Regions from separate parts of the Homo sapiens genome. Here region 2 is linked to region 1. Evidence: read pairs that join two places in POLR2A ChIA-PET (ENCODE). Cell type or tissue: endothelial cell of umbilical vein. All regions are shown on one strand. Each heading gives the region's core, and the rest is flanking DNA. Links, peaks and the distances in the headings are about the cores only.

The links. Peaks named below come from ENCODE experiments on the same cell type or tissue, not always from the same donor. Only the 100,000 strongest peaks of a DNase experiment are listed, where the experiment ranks them.
Region 2: POLR2A ChIA-PET joins it to region 1 with 5 read pairs; 2 of 35 experiments call an interaction of 5 or more read pairs at or near these places.

What each region holds. Positions count from the first base shown.
Region 1 is chr11:24,572,148-24,577,559 of GRCh38, forward strand. All of the region lies in intron 1 of LUZP2 (leucine zipper protein 2), which reads left to right. Among named protein-coding and RNA genes, the nearest start is that of LUZP2, 78 kb to the left of the region's middle. In endothelial cell of umbilical vein, for the core only: no CTCF peak of the experiment used is centred there; a DNase peak (open chromatin) is centred at 3,364; H3K27ac peaks cover 1,721 bases.
Region 2 is chr11:26,232,495-26,237,906 of GRCh38, forward strand. It overlaps a transcript of ANO3 not described here. Among named protein-coding and RNA genes, the nearest start is that of ANO3-AS1, 53 kb to the right of the region's middle. In endothelial cell of umbilical vein, for the core only: no CTCF peak of the experiment used is centred there; a DNase peak (open chromatin) is centred at 2,157; H3K27ac peaks cover 764 bases.

The sequences.
Region 1 (5,412 bases), core at 245-5,244:
GCTTACTCTGCTTAGAATAAGCATATAGTAAGATTTATTGTCAAATTCCAACTATTTTAAATAAACTGAATTATTTCAGTTTTTAGAACACTGTAAAAATTTATTTTATCCTTATTAATTTATTTAAGATATAATCTACAGACTCAATTTGTTAGTTTAGACTTTACCAACCTTCTTACTATTTCAATCATATTATATAAGCCGTGATAGTAATACAGGTCTCAAGCAATTCAGTTTATATACTTTTTTTTTGAACACAGAAGACATTTTACTCCAAAGACTCATTAGAGTTTGTTTTTGCCATGTCTAATTATGGAGTTCATTATTCTTTGTGTAAATATAGTACTACTCAAAGTAGAATGGAAAGGGAGAATTCTATTTCTAATGTGACAATGCACAAACCATGGACAGCCAATTTTCTTTTCACAGTTTATCACCACATATGTAAAACTACTCTGTGCAAGGATAGTGGCATACAAAAGCTGGAAACAAAACTGAGGGGTGAAGCCTGGAGACTGTGAGACAGCTTGATGTCTCTCTGCATCAGGGATTTTGGATTATAATATCCTCAGTGCCTAATCATTCGTAATTTAGACTGGGTAGTTCTTAAAAAGGTCTAATTGCTCATCCGCACAATAATTTTACTTTATCTAAAGACGAAATATTCTGTTTTCTGAAACTTGTACTGTGCAGAAAATTTTATTTTATTTTTCTGAGTAAAGAAGAAAAATCTGTTTTTTCATTCTGGATTCTGAGCGATTCAGTCCCAGAGATGCAACTGATCTTGAGAAATTCAAGCTTAGATATCACGTACAATTTTTATAAGTAGTTAATTCCAAATGAAAGGCTGTAATATTCTTTATTTGACTTCCAGCTGATATGTAAGCAGAAAACAGCATGAGACCATGATAGGTGGGTAAAAAATAAACAGATAAATGAAGGAAATTATTGTAAATAAAAGAGAAATTGTTTTTTCAAGCATGGTATTTAAAGCAGGAAGATACCAGAGTAACAAGCATTGGTATGTAGGAATAAAAGAGCATTCAAATCAACACCTCATATTTTGTAAATGCTCATTCTTTCACACTCCTCCAGCACCTAAGAGTCTCAAGTATGCTTCTTCGTGGTTCTTACAAGGATTGCAAAGCCAGTATATTAACTCAGAGCTTGTACATCACTGTCACCTGGATTTTCATTCCAGCTTTGCAAATTACTAGCTCTTTGCCCATTTCTAAACTTTTATTTAAAGTTTTAAAATGTCAATAATAATCAGGGCTTCCCAAAGTTTTCATGAGGATTACCTTTTAAAAAATGCATTTAAAGCACTTACTATAGAAAGAATACTGCAAATGGGTCCTCAGCAGCTATTATTATTATCTGGCAGTTGCATATTATTATACTAATAGGAATTCTAGGTTTCCTCCATATTTAGAGTAGTTAAATTCTGGTACTTTACATACTCAGTGCCCCATTAGCGTGCTCTGTTAGGATTAGGAATTTGAAAGTGTTGAGAATTTTCATTAAATAATTCAGCATAAAATAAAAGACACATGGTATAAACCATCTAAGACAAAATAATTTTTGCTTCCTTATGAATATTCCCAAGGATACATATTCACCAGGCCTAGAAACTTTAAAAAGCACACAGATTACCTGTTTCAGTCTTTTATTACACAAGAGAATCTTTTTTAAAAATGTAACTGAATTCTTGTTTTATTTTTTTTATTTTTTTAATTTTATTATTATTATACTTTAAGTTTTAGGGTACATGTGCACAACATGCAGGTTTGTTACATATGTATACATGTGCCATGTTGGTGTGCTGCACCCATTAACTCATCATTTAGCATTAGGTATATCTCCTAATGCTGTGTTTTAATTTGTGCTTGAGGTCTTTTATTTTTCTTTCCTTCTCTCTTTCGCTTCTCTCTCCTTTCTTTCCTTCCTCCCTCCTTTGTTTAATCCCTTCCTTCTTCCTTTCCTTTCTCTTTCTTTCCTTCCTTCTTCCTTCTTTCAATTTTCTTTCTTTCTTTCTTTTCTTTCTTTCTTTCTCTTTCTTCCTTCCTTTCTTTCTTTCTTTCTTTCTTTCTTTCTTTCTTTCTTTCTTTCTTTCTTGCTTTCTTTCTTTCTTTCTTTCTTTCCTTTCTTTCTTTCTTTTTCTTTTCCCTCCCTCCCTCCCTCCCTCCCTTGCTTCCTTCCTTTCCTCCCTCCCTCCCTCCTTCCTTCCTTCTTTTCTTCTTTCTTTCATCTCTCTCTCTCTCTCTGGTGTGTATGTATTTGTGTGTTAGTTAGTATATTTGTGTGAGTATGTATGTGACTTAGAAACTAAACAAACACTTTGCTATCCAGGAAAATCAATAATGCTAATAATGCAAAGAAAAATTGCACTGTTCAAGTTTAACATGCAAGGGAGACTTTATTTAAAACTACTACAATAGAGGAGAGATTGAACTGAACTCCCTCTAAAACAAAAGACAGGCATTTCTTGAGCACTGGGGTGAGTAAGTGAAAAAGTACTGGAGAATGTTAGCAGGGAGATTGGTCAATGTAGTTGGATAATATGTGTTTGTTAAAGTTATCCTATCCTCTCACAGAGACTGGGAGTTGGGGATTTTGTCTTTCTTGATCACTGCATTTCAAAACGATGGCTTCCAAATTATTTGGTAAAGACTTTGCTGAGTTGTAACATTGACTAGATACTGATAGAAAATTTATATCTTAAAAGGGAAGAGAAATAATTTAAAATTGCAAGTTTGTAAAGTAATCCTCTTAAGGGGAGATTAAGTGAATATAGTCAGAAAGAAACTGATGTAATGTTTAGTCAATTTGAGGGGAGAGTTGAGGTTGTCTTGGTCACTGCTTATAGATTACTCTTTGCAAAGTAAAACAACTTGAAACATTTCTGTCATTTCCTCATAAACTTTTCTTTCCATTATTCTCTCTTACCTTTTTAAGCTTCGACCATTTCAAATTTCAAGTCATTTTAAAATTCAGTTGACCAAATAGGAAACAAGATTTTATTAAAGGATGGCTATATTTAAAAAGAAAGAAAGAAAAAGGACAGAAGAAAAGAAGGAAGAGTAAATTTTCAGGGTGTTTTCTTAGTCCTTTCTAATTCTGCTTTTCTTATTGTCCATGAAGACTCTATGTGTTTCCTTCTTGATATCTTTGGTCAGTTATTGTTTCTTTTCCTATATTTGCCTGGTTGCTTCCCATGTTAGAGAACATTATTTGATCTGCATATTTTAGGTGAAATTATCTGGCATTTATAACAATAAGCTCACTTAATGTGACATCATTGCCATATTTCACTGGCTTGGTCTTGATGTATTTATTCATGCTATCAGCATAGATTTAGAATGATTCATGATTCCTATGATTCATGATTCCTGTGATATATTCTGCCAAATATTAGCAATTGCTATGTGTTTTTTTCTTTTTCAAACACTATTTTAAGCACTTTGGCTTGATAATCTATTTAATCCCTGAAGTCTTCAATGAAGCACATTCTGTTATTACTCATACACATGAGAAAATGAGACACTGAGATAAAAACATCACGTAGTTTTTTAATATGAGAGGCTGCATTCCAGATCAGGTTTCTTTTAACCATATTCCATGCTTCTAATCACGATACAACAACCACATCTTTGCTTACCAGCATTTTTGCCTTTCTCTCTTCTCTGCAATGCTGCATCCCTTTTTATTTCCTTCTATTTTCCTCCATTTTTTTCTCTGTAATGTTTTTCTCTTTCCCTGTAATACTCTAGAAGTTGGAGATTTAAAGTTCATTTGGACAGATAGCCTGCATTCAAATAATTGAAAATCTTCATCTTTATTTTAGCACAATGTCATATATGTTATTTGTTACATATGTATGTAACAAATTGAATCAATGAATGAAGTAAAGGAACCTATACTCCTATACTTTACCTAAAAGGGGTTTAATTCCTCTATTACATTTTTCTAATTTAAAAAATGGACACCTGGCATGGTGGCTCATGCCTGTAATCCCAGCACTTTGGGATGCAGAGGCAGGTGGATCACGAGGTCAGGAGTTCGAGAGCAGCCTGGCCAACATGGTGAAAACCCATCTCTACTAAAGATACAAAAAAATTAGCCAGGCATGATGGCATGTGCCTGTAACCCCAGCTATTCAGGAGGCTGAGGCAGGAGAATCACTTGAACCCAGGAGGTGAAGGTTGCAGTGAACCGAGATCATGCCATTGCACTCCAGCCTGGGCAACAGGGCGAGACTCCATCTCAAAAAAAAAAAAAAAAAAAAAAGGAAAAAATACTAACTTATCAAGCCATATTTGACACAGGTCAATTTTTTTCTATAATCTAAAAGGTTTACTTGATATTACAAAAGTTAACTTATATAGTTAGGAGAGGTAGGGAATGAGTAATCAACAAATTTGAGATTTTCTAAAGATTTGTTAAAGAAAAAACACGCGTACAGACAGTGCCGAATTGCCAATGCCAAACATTCTATTTTTGGAGGTAATTGACAAAGTGAAAATTAAAAAGTAGTTGTCCAAACAGACCAAGGATAGTAATTTTCTTTTATAATGAATTGTAGATAATTTTTAGAGTGTATATATAAAAATAGAGGAATGGGTAGAACAGTTGATATCAAAGGAAAAAGTGGTAAATGCACTTAACCACCAAATTACTTGTTATATATATGAAATTGTTTGACATATTAGATATGAGTATTGCAATCAACTTATTTTTAACTTCCATGGCTACTTATAAATATAATTGAAATAAATATAGTAATTTTTTAAAAGAATCGTATGTTCAATCAGAAGAAATTGATGGGACTGGTTAAAGAAAAACACCCTATAAGCAATGAATAGATGCTTTATCTTTTCACAGAACATTTAAGCATCCATGCTTTTGCTATTTATTTGCTTAAGTCATTTTTACTTAAATTTGCCTCTTGAAATCATTAACAATTTTACTATGGTGAATAGTATAATTAATTGTTTATCTGAAAAAAAAATCAGCTGGTGCCTAAAATGATAACACTTCTGCTCTTTTTCAGAGTTTTATACAAATTAAAGTGTTATTCATTTGTAAGTACGAATTCTTATATTACTCATATTTTTTTAAAATTATGACTTCATGAAAACTGTAGTATACCTTATTTAAAGGCAAACATTATTTTATATATTTTAAAATGAACAGATATGTTAATTTGGGGTTTTTCAAGGCTGCGGAATCAGACCAATTTCTAGAAAAAACAGTCCTTTCAAGCAAATGCATTCTGTGTTACTCCCAATATGCTAGAGGCATAACATGCCTTGTAAATTCTGTATTTCATGATTAGTTGTATTACTAGAGTTAGAAATAGAAGAAACATGCAACAATACAGGATTAAGGCTATCTTTGAATTAAATTATCAAG
Region 2 (5,412 bases), core at 160-5,159, 1.7 Mb after region 1:
CTTAAAGCAGTTTAATGGACAAAAGCAAGCAATAGGGAAAGGATTCCCTATTTAATAAATGATGCAGGGAAAACTGGCTATCCATATGCCAAATCTGAAACTGGAACCCTACCTTACACCTTATACAAAAATTAACTCAAGATGGATTAAAGACTTAAATGTAAAACCCAAAACCATAAAAACCCTAGAAGAAAACCTAGGCAATACCATTCAGGACATAGGCATGGGCAAAGACTTCATGACTAAAACACCAAAAGCAATTGCAACAAAAGCCAACATTGACAAATGGGATCTAATCAAACTAAAGAGCTTCTGCACAGCAAAAGAAACTATCATCAGAGTGAACAGACAACCTACAGAATAGGAGAAAATGTTTGCAAACTACCCATCTGACAAAGGGCTAATAGCCATAATCTACAAGGAACTTAAATAAATTTACCAGGCCGGGCACAGTGGCTCAAGCCTGTAATCCCAGCACTTTGGGAGGCCGAGGCAGGCGGATCACGAGGTCAGGAGATCGAGACATCCTGGCTAACACGGTGAAACCCCGTCTCTACTAAAAATACAAAAAAATTAGCCAGGCCTGGTGGCGGGCGCCTGTAGTCCCAGCTACTCGGGAGGCTGAGGCAGGAGAATGGCGTGAACCCAGGAGGCAGAGCTTGCAGTGAGCCGAGATTGCGCCACTGCACTCCAGCCTGGGCAACAGAGCAAGACTCCGTCTCAAAAAAAAAAAAAGAAAAGAAAAGAAATTTACTAGAAAAAAACAGCCCCATCAAAAAGTGGGCAAAGGATATGAACAGACACGTCTCAGAATAAGACATTTATGTGGCCAACAAACATGAAAAAAAGTTCATCATCACTGGTCATTAGAGAAATGCAAATCAAAACCACAGTGAGATACCATCTCATACCACTTAGGATGGCTATCTTTAAAAAGTCAGGAAATGACAGATGCTGGAAAGGATGTGGAGAAATAGAAATGCTTTTACACTGTTGATGTGAGTGTAAATTAGTTCAACCATTGTGGAAGACAGTGTGGTGGTTCCTCAAGGATCTAGAACCAGAAATACCATTTGACCCAGCAATCCCATTACTGGGTATATACCCAAAGGATTATAAATCTTTCTACTATAAAGACACATGCACACATATGTTTATTGAAGCACTATTTATAATAGAAAAGACTTGGAACCAACTCAAATGCCCATCAATGATAGACTGGATAAAGAAAATGTGGCACATGTACACCAAGGAATACTATGCAGCCATAAGAAAGAATGAGTTCATGTCCTTTGCAGGGACATGGATGAAGCTGGAAGCCATCTTTCTCAGCAAATTAACACAAGAACAGAAAACCAAACACTGCATGTTCTCACTCATAAGTGGGAGTCAAACAACGAGAACACATGGACACAGGGAGGGGAACATTACACGCAAGGGCCTGTCAGTAGGTAGGGGGCAAGGGGAGGGAGAGCATTAGGACAAATGCCTAATGTATGCGGGGGGCTGAAAACCTAGATGACAGGTTGATAGGTGCAGCAAACCACCATTGCATCTGTATACCTATGTAACAAGCCTGCACGTTCTGCACATGTATCCCAGAACTTAAAATAAAAAACAAAACAAAACAGTATAACGTTTGTTTTGGTCTTTACAGGTACAAGTTCTGAGAAATAAAAAGTTTGTTAATAGTTTGGTAACCATTGCGTTTTCCTTCAGAGATGAATGCTTACCTCCTACTTTAGGATATATTATGGTTATTATTGCATGTTTGTTTTTTCATATTCTTAAACTATTACAAAGATTTAGTGTCGTATGTGGTACCCATATTGCTTTTATTAAATACTTAGATATGCCATATATTTTATTTTATGTTTTTCACTCAGTCTGAACATTTAGGCACAAATTGCGACTTAGACAATTACCTTGATATGGTGACAGCCTCCAAATACACTAGCAAGGCCACTAACCAAGAGCTAATGGAAAAGAAAATCTTAGAGACCAAATTAAGATGCTCGATTTACATCATTTTAAAAACCAATTTAAATACACAGCCAGAATTAATGCACAAGAGAAGGTACAGACTAAAATAGTGAGTATACATGTATTCAACTTATATTGTCAATAGCCAACATGACTCACAGGTGATTCATGATGTATGACCTATACTCACCATATCCTTTGAGTTTCCCCTATGTCTTAGAAGGTATTGAAGTAAATAGCCCACATTATGCCCCTTTGTTCCTTATATTAATCTGGGTTCTTCAGAGAATCAGAGCCAATAGGATATACATAGAGTGAGATTTATTATAAGGAATTGGCTTACATGCTTATGGAGTCTGCCTTCTGTGAGCTGGAGAAACAGAAAAGCTGGCAGTATAAATTCCAGTCCAAATCCTAAGGCCTGAGGGCCAGAAGTGCCAACGGTGTTAAGTACCAGTGCAAGGACAAGAGAAGGCTGATTGATGTCTCAGCTCAAGCAGTTAGACAGAGAGAGAGAGAAAAGAAAGAGAGAGAGAGAGAGAGAGAGATGAGGGGAGAGCGAGAGTGAAATTAAACCTTCCTATTAGATTTTGTTCTGTTGGGGCCAGCAATGGATTTCTAGATGCCACCCATATTGTGGAGGTCCATATACTTTACTCAGTCCACCAATTCAAATTCTAACCTTTTCTGGAAATGCCCTCACAGATAAATCCAGTAATAATGTTTAACCAGGTATCTGAGTATCCCATGGCCCAGTCAAGTCTATGACTAAACTAACAATTATATTCCCATATACAAGACTGCATATACTTTTTAAAAGATATTATTCTGTATAACCATGGTACAATAATAAAAATCAGCAAGTTACTATTGATACAATTCCATTATTAAATGTGTGTGTATGTGTGTGTGTTTCTCTCTTTCCAAAACTGATACTTCCAGTTTCAAATACCACAAGATTAAATCCAACCTAATGGTCTTTCTGACATTGAGAAATTTCATTCTCATTATCCATAATGTATTTATATGTTTACTTATTTACTGAATGTGTTAACACATATTACTGTGAAAAAAATAAGAGAAGAAAGCCTATTAGCTAAAGTTTAACAATGTATACTTTTTTTTTTTTTTTTTGGTCTTTAGGAGTATTAGTGAATCTAAAGGTTCAACAGTTTCTTACATTAATTATATATGTTTATTTTGTTCTGCTTATTTTTCACCATCATTGTGATTACATTATTCATATGATATACAGTAGGCTCTATTGTTTCTATTTTAGACCATTTTGTGTCGTCCCCCCACAACTACCACTCCTATTGATTCTATGTAATCATTTGTCTACAAATGTGAAACACTACCATAATTATATAAACGAAGTATATACTCAGAGAAGTATCACTCCTCTCCCTCCATTCTATAGTTTTCCCCTTGATCTCACACATCTCTTGAAAGTAGCCAATCTCAATATTATGTAGTTAATACTTCTTATGTTTCTTTTTGCACAAATGAGCAAAAATATGTGTATATTCTTATTTTCCTTCCTGAGTTTGATATAGATAGCAAACCCTAGATTATTTTCTACATACCAGTATACTGACTGTAGAACTCCCATTCTGTTTTTACAGGTCCACATTATCCCATTCTAAATGTGCATCATAGTTTATTAAACCAGCTTTCTATATATGAACATTCAAGTTGCTTTCAAAATTTCATATCTATAAAAATAATTTAATAAATAAACTTATACATGTACACTTTACTATTGTTAGAGATAAATTCCTAGAACTGAAGTTGTTGGATCAAAATGAAAATATTAATACATAGATAGTTTTGCTGGCTATTGCCAAATTTCTCTCAAAAAAGATTATACCAATTGATATTCTCATCAATATATTATACTATACTTCAAGCAATCTCTTAAAAGTGTTTTGTTTGCTTTTTTGGCCTCCAAACAGTTTGAAATAAAAGAATAAAAATATTTTTAAAAGAAATATATGTGTATTCCTCATATCCTGTGAGATTTGATGGTATGAAATATTAACTCAAGAATCTAAAAATCGGCCGGGGGCCGCGGCTCATGCCTGTAATCCCAGCACTTTGGGAGGCCAAGGTGGGCGGATCACGAGGTCAGGAGACCAAGACCATCCTGGCTAACACAGTGAAACCCTGTCTCTACTAAAAATACAAAAAATTAGCCGGGCATGGTGGCGGGCGCCTGTAGTCCCAGCTACTCGGGAGGCTGAGGCAGGAGAATGGCGTGAACCTGGGAGGCAGAGCTTGCAGTGAGCCCAGATCGCGCCACTGCACTCCAGCCTGGGCGACAGAGTGAGACTCCGTCTCAAAAAAAAAAAAAAAAAAAAGAATCTAAAAATCCCCAAACATTGAGGAAATATATTTATTTAGCTATCTATACCACATTATAAATGGGGATATATACAGTTATAAAAGATTTTTTTTAATTTTGGGAAAATATATATTTGCGTTCAAAACCCAGTTATCTGTAAGTTTCAACTATTGAAGACTATCCTTTAGTGACTCCTCTGCCCCTCCTTCTCCTACAATTCCAAGTAAGAGTAAAGCAGTTAATATTAAGATTGTGATTCCGGCAAAACTGTGTGTGAATTACACAATTCCAACTCCCGGAGTATTGTCAATGTTCTTATCATCTCTAAAATCGAGATTTTTCAATCTATAGAATTGATTCTAACTCTATTTAATTTGCTGTACACTGTTAGGATTAAATAGAGTAACCTACTAAATTTTTACAACCTACAAAATCTTTTGTAACCTGCAAAATTTTTACATCTGAAATAAGGTAAGCTTCAAATAGTTATTTTTTCCACAAAGCATTTTGGTAATTGAGATTTGATTACATTTCTATTTTTAAAAGTTTTGCTTTCCTTTTTTAAATCAATGAATACCATAAAAATTTATTTATTATATTATTTTAATTGCACTTACTTTTTTGTCAAAAATATATTTCCTATTGCAACATATTTTATGTAATTTCACTTCAATATTTACAAATAAAATACAACTGACAGTCATCATAACACATAAATCTTAAAAATTATCATTTTAAAAAATGATTCTAAAATGTATCTGAAGATTTTGTTCTTCTAAATAAGCATTAGCCATAGAAAAATAACAAAATGATGTTATTCTCTGATCTTATAATGGAAGTGAAGAACATTATTCCTTGACTCTTTCAGGGTAGGTAAAAATTTCTAAAGTAGTCTTTTTTTGTAAACTAAAAATACTTAATAGTAGAAAAGTTATATATGCCAAATTGTATGTATCAAAATTTAGGTACCAGTCCCTATTTCTAACAAGTATTCTATAATTTATAATTTTGCATATCACAAGAGTTTTTAATCTTTACATAGACATTCTGCTATGCCTAAATGAAAGTGTTTATGACTGTCACAA